Linked DNA regions of Homo sapiens: region 2 is linked to region 1. The links are chromatin loops, found by intact Hi-C in ENCODE. Cell type or tissue: endothelial cell of umbilical vein. All regions are shown on one strand. Each heading gives the region's core, and the rest is flanking DNA. Links, peaks and the distances in the headings are about the cores only.

Region 1 (2,923 bases), core at 168-2,667:
TCTCAAGAGGGCTCTAGCTGCTTCTGTGGCTACATATGTCTTGCTTTAAGTCCAGAAGGGATGGGAGAGAATCTATTTCTCAGAAGTCTCAGTGGAAATCTCATTGACTCTGGTTAGATATGTGTCCATGCCAGAACCAATCACTATGGCCAGGAAATGATTCATTTAGAATGGGCCAAGGCAATGAAGGTTCACCCTGGGCTTGAAAGTGAGGCCAAGATCACTCAAGTCATCATAAGGAGTAATTGTCCAAAGGAAGTTCAGGTTGTTGCAGCTGCTGGGAATCTGAATGCCCAGGAAGCAGGAAATAAATTTCTCTCATAGGCCCTGATCAAAGAATGCCAGGAACAGCATGATACAGTTTTAGACTGAAGGATGGTGGCAGGAAGCCAGTGGAATCTTTGGGTAGAAGTATGGCAAACTTGAAAATTGCTAAGAGAGTAGATTTTAAGTGTTTGTATTGCAAAAAAAAAAAAAAAAAGAAATGTTAAGTATGTGAAGGTAATGCATATTTAATTAGCTTGATTTAGCCATTTCACAATATCTATACATATATCAAAACAGCATGTTGGACACCATCAATATATATAATTTTTATTTGTCAATTAAAAAGAAGAATGAAAAAGATTATTCTCTCCTGATTTTTGGATGGAATAACGATGAAAGGAAAGAGATTTTAGAAGCAGGTGGGATGCTAATGAGAATATGTCAGTCCTTCGAATAAAAGCTTGGGAGGACTTAAGCCATTTCTGTGGCACGGAGAATAGAAAATTGCGATTTAAATAAACCCCATCAAATAGATTACTGTCCATTATCAGTGCGATAAAACCTTTTGAGAATTTGTCAAGGAGTATCTACATATTTGAAATAAACAACTTGCTCATTGATAATCTGCATTTTACTTATGGACTTTAGGATAAATGAAGCCATGATTCATACAGTCTCTACAAGGAAATTGAAAAGGAAAACCTTCCCCAAGAGGAAGATGATGTCAGAAACATGATACTCAACTACCTTATCGCTGAGTTGTCCTAGGGAATAGCAACTTCGTTGTCTAGATGTTATAATTTCTCCTCGATTTACTTTAATTAATGAGGCAAGTATAGACATGCTTGTCCAAATAAAGATTTAAAATTGGAGGGACTCAGAACACCAGAGTATTAGAGCTAACAGGGACCCGCCAGTGTGATTTATCTTATAGATGAGAAAACAGGTTGGGGAAGGAAAAGAGACTTAGCTGGCAGCCACCCAGAGAATCAGTGGCTCAGCTAGTGCTATTCTAACAACTTATCCTAGCTTTGTGCCTCCCTGAGGACTAGGACCTTTGCTTTTATTCCAATTTCAGAGGCAATTTTAGGGGAACTCCCTGAAAAGTGTAAACTGAAAAAGATGCCTGGGAGCCTGGGAGTTTCCTATGTAGTGCTCTAGGTGGGAAACCTTTGCTCACATAAAGATGACTGTCTTTATCAAAGGTGGCCACTAGATGGCAGAAAAAACCCATGTACCTGATATGGAAGCATATGTTCCAAAGATTTTGAGACTTGAGTATTTCTGAGACCAGCTCATCTGCCTGGTGAATATAGAAAATTAGGGATCATTGTGATATCAGTCCACCCCCATGTAAATCCCCCAAATCTGTACCTCTCTCCAGAGTCCTGTGGTTAATCTCATCCTTCTCGTCATTAAAACCCATAAAGGAAACAATTTACTTTGAAAACTATTTTATAAAAAGCTTGAATGACTATTAAGTAGCATTTTATGGTTTCTACTAGGATTTTCTGCATAACAATAGAAATTATTTGACAACTCAAAGTGTGAATGAATCTCTGGTGGCCAGAGTGGTGTATGAAATAATTTTGGATAAGGGAGAATTCATCTGCCTCTGAAATCAAGTCAATGGGGAAAGCCAGGTACTTCCAGTAATAAAAAGAGCTGATATTTACTCAGCACTTTACCATGTGCCAGGCACTGTGCTAAGCACTTTATAGAATAAATTTATTTAATCATCACAATAATTATATGATGCAATGCTCAGTAAATCTGTTTTACAGAAAAGTACACAGATCTCCACAGAGTTCACGTAACTTGCTCAAGGTCATATGGTTAGAAAAATGCTCGTGGCTATTTTCTTTTTATTTATTTATACTACATGGAATTAAAAATATGGTGCTTTGTGTTAGTATAATAAGGGTTTTATGAATTCAGATGAAAAGTAATTGCTCTCTTGACCCTGTGACACGTGTGCTAAAAACCTTCTCATTATTAGACCATTAGAAAGAGTAGATATGGTAAAAAATTTTAGCTGTGTTACAGTAACTGTGACCATAAATTAATGCTTAAGGAAACACTGTGACGATAGCTAGGACGATGTCAGCAGAATATTCTAAACCAGCACTATCCTGCTAGCTCCAGATCACGTGACCCTCTGTAGTGCCATGGGGTGGCTAAACCCATGTCCTAGGGGCTTCAAGGGATCCAAGGCTATCCTCCACCCCCTCCACAGGCAAAACATCACCCACATTCTTCCAATCTGATGTCTTTTTCTGCTGGCATAACTTGATGTTCAAGAGCTTCCTGCAGCAGCTCAGCATCCCTGGGGAGGAATGAGCTTTGTCAGTGCTGGGATGTCTGTGTCAGGGTCCTGTGCCCAGAGAACAGCCTCCCCACTCACTGGCCCATCTCCTAAAACCCACTATGGTGGTCAGGATTCTTGGTTGAAAGTAGGAGAAACCAATCCCAGTCATCTCGTTGAAAAAGTGGCTATGAAATCAGTTAAAGTTAAGTCATGGCGGGCATGATGGAAAATGGCTGAACTCCAGGAAAAATGGAAGCAGAAACTGGAAAGAAAGATTCTGAAAACTCTTTTTCTCTGACACCCAACCCCTGCCTATACTTCTCTCCATGCATCATTATTCTTGTTTCT
Region 2 (2,923 bases), core at 243-2,742, 1.4 Mb after region 1:
GAGGCGGGCGGATCACGAAGTCAGGAGATCGAGACCATCCTGGCTAACACGGTGAAACCCCGTCTCTACTAAAAATACAAAAAAATTAGCCGGGCGTGGTGGCAGGCGCCTGTAGTCCCAGCTACTCAGGAGGCTGAGGCAGGAGAATGGCGTGAACCCGGGAGGCGGAGCTTGCAGTGAGCCGAGATGGCGCCACCGCACTCCAGCCTGAGGCACAGAGCGAGACTCTGTCTCAAAAAATAATAATAATGATGATGTTTAATTTATTTGTTTTGCTAATTTACAAGTGTCTGAGATGAAATTTATTTTGTTCTTTTGAGCCCAACCTAATTATTTATCTAAGTCTAGCCGATCTTTGCTCCGATTCTTTACCGACGGGCAAGAACCTTGTATTTGGTCACTGTGTGCTCGCTGCTGCCCGCATCCTGTAGTCTCTCCCCGCCGCAGCCAGAGTCATCTAATGCGGGGTCTCCAAGGAGGTCTGTCTACCCCATATGCACAGGATGATCCACCGGTGAGGAGCAAAATTGTATATCTCCAACTGACATTATTTTATATTAATAAATATGAAAGAAATTCGATCTGCAATATCATCTTCAGAGATGGACCCTAGCAGTCTTACTCTATTTATATGTGAAATGGTCATGCAGCACATGGAGTGTGCCAGGCATTTTGAGGCCACGTCCCTGTTTTTACTTCCTGCCACTCTCGTCATCTTCTTATGATATGCTTAAGTCCCTGTCTCTTTCTCTGCTGCACTGTTAGGCATGAACTGCTATCTGCCCTTTTCTCAAGTAGAAAATTTCTACACATCTTTTAAACCCTGCTCAATGGTCACCTCCTCTGGGAAGCTTCTAGACAACCCCAGACAGTTGAAGAGCACACACAAGCCTGGGACTGTGCCTGTGGTCCACCTGTGTGTCTCCTCACAAGGACAGAAGCCCCCAGAGGCAGTAGACACATCTTATTCTTTTCTGGGCTGGTCTTACAAACCAGACACAAACGGATGTCGATGACTGCCCTCATAAATATATTTAAATCCCCTGTAGGTGAAAAGTTTCCCTAACGAGTGTATCATATCTACTACTGACCATAGTGAGGAACATACCATAAATCATTTCAATCTATAGCATGTATTATTTTAGGCAAAATAACTTTACTAATTTTACACTGAAGTAAAAATTCCACAATAACAGATATAGGAATAAAATGGAACTCAATAAAACAGACTGTTATACCCAAACCAAGACCAAATATATAATTCCGTGTATCTCTTAGAATAACCTAGAAATGCTTTGCAGGGTTCCTTTACTGAAAAGAATCTCAGCTGTATAACATTGCCACCTAGTGGTGGATTGCAAAACACAGTAACTCAAAATAATCCTAACCACCATTTCAAAGATGCGTAATAGGATCCTTAATGAAAGAAACCAAAATATTTCACCCCAAGATATACGGCTATTCATAGGGGGCTTGAAATATCATCATGGCTAAAAGGCTGTCTTTTGTCAGGAGATTTGCATCTGTAGAGAATCTGCCTTGAGGCAGGCGTGGTGGCTGACACCTGTAATCTCAACACTTTGGGAGGCTGAGGCAGGAGGATCACTTGAGCCCAGGAGTTTGAGATCAGCCTGGGAAACATAGGGAGACCCCCGTCTCTATTTATAAAAAATTTATTTTAGAAAAAAAGCCAGAGAATCTGCCTTGATGCAGCCAGGTTTCTCTGAGACTCTCCCTTGCCTGGATCGAGGAAAGATAAACTGAGAGTCTGACACCTTTAGAGGTCTGCAAGAAACATACCACCTAATCTTTCTGAGGGCCGATACCTGTGAGGTTTCATCTACATAACGAGACCACCTTTGCTAGCCAGGCCTCCTCTTTTCTCCCTCCCATAATCTGTCTTATTATTATAACCTATTTTACCACCTCTATTAGTCTGTTCTTGCATTGCATTACCTGAGACTGGGTAATTTAATAAGAAAAAAGGTTTAATTGGCTTCGTGGCTCTACAGGCTGTACAGGAAGCAGGGCTGGGGAGGCCTCAGGAAACTTACAATCATGGCAGAACGCGAAGGGGAAGCAGGCATGTCCTACATGGTGAGAGCAGGAGGAAGAGAGCGAAGCGGGAGGTGCTACACACTTTTAAACAATCAGATTTCATGAGAACTCACTCACTACCACGAGACTAGCAAGGGGAAAATCCACCCCCATGATCCAATCACCTCCTACCAGACCCCTCCTCCAACATCGGGGATTACAATTCCACGTGAGATTTGGGCAGGGACAGAAATCCAAACCATGTCACCACCATAACCAGTTTTGGGCCATGCTCTGAGGCCCCATTCTTTTTATAACCTCAAGGTGATATATAAGTTTCTGTAGCCCATTAGAGGGTTGCGATAATCACTCTGTAATTTTCCCCACCTGCACACTAATAAATTTGTAGGCCATTTCTACTATTATTCTGCCCTTTGTTATGATTTTTCAGTGACTCTTCAGAGGGTAAAGAGGAAGCTTTCCCTTGGCCCTTACATTAGGCTCTGGCCATGATGGTATAACGGAAACCAGAGTTCCTTTCCACCAGAAACAAACAAAAACCAGACAAAAGATATGACACCGTGGTTTGCCAGACACTGGACATCAGGCAGTAAATGATCATGTGAAACTGGAAACAAAGACGGTAAGCCCTACAGCTGTCCCCAGATTTCTGCCTTGAAAGAGATTCCAGGCCACAGTGCAAGGATAAGGAACCCAGGGGAAGCCTAGTGGACTCCCAGAGTGAAGAAGACAGAGCTGAGAGTCCAGGAAGGCCCAGGTGGCTGGAATAGAAGGGAAAGAGTACCAGAAAGCAGAGAATTGCAAAGAGAACAAATTTGGAGAGCTCCAGATGGTCTCCTTCTAATACTCAGATGAATATAATTAG

What was found. A loop is a pair of places that touch in the nucleus more often than their neighbours do. Peaks named below come from ENCODE experiments on the same cell type or tissue, not always from the same donor. Only the 100,000 strongest peaks of a DNase experiment are listed, where the experiment ranks them.
Region 2: it touches region 1 in a loop (13-fold over the local background); 90 of 110 quality-filtered maps call a loop at or near these places.

The regions. Positions count from the first base shown.
Region 1 is chr16:77,170,500-77,173,422 of GRCh38, reverse strand. No RefSeq gene overlaps it. Among named protein-coding and RNA genes, the nearest start is that of MON1B, 19 kb to the left of the region's middle. In endothelial cell of umbilical vein, for the core only: a CTCF peak has its summit at 1,477 (motif pointing right); DNase peaks (open chromatin) are centred at 302 and 1,472; H3K27ac peaks cover 1,007 bases.
Region 2 is chr16:75,787,780-75,790,702 of GRCh38, reverse strand. The region is part of intron 2 of LOC105371348 (a long non-coding RNA gene); the gene reads right to left. Among named protein-coding and RNA genes, the nearest start is that of CPHXL, 63 kb to the right of the region's middle. In endothelial cell of umbilical vein, for the core only: a CTCF peak has its summit at 1,359 (motif pointing left); a DNase peak (open chromatin) is centred at 1,332.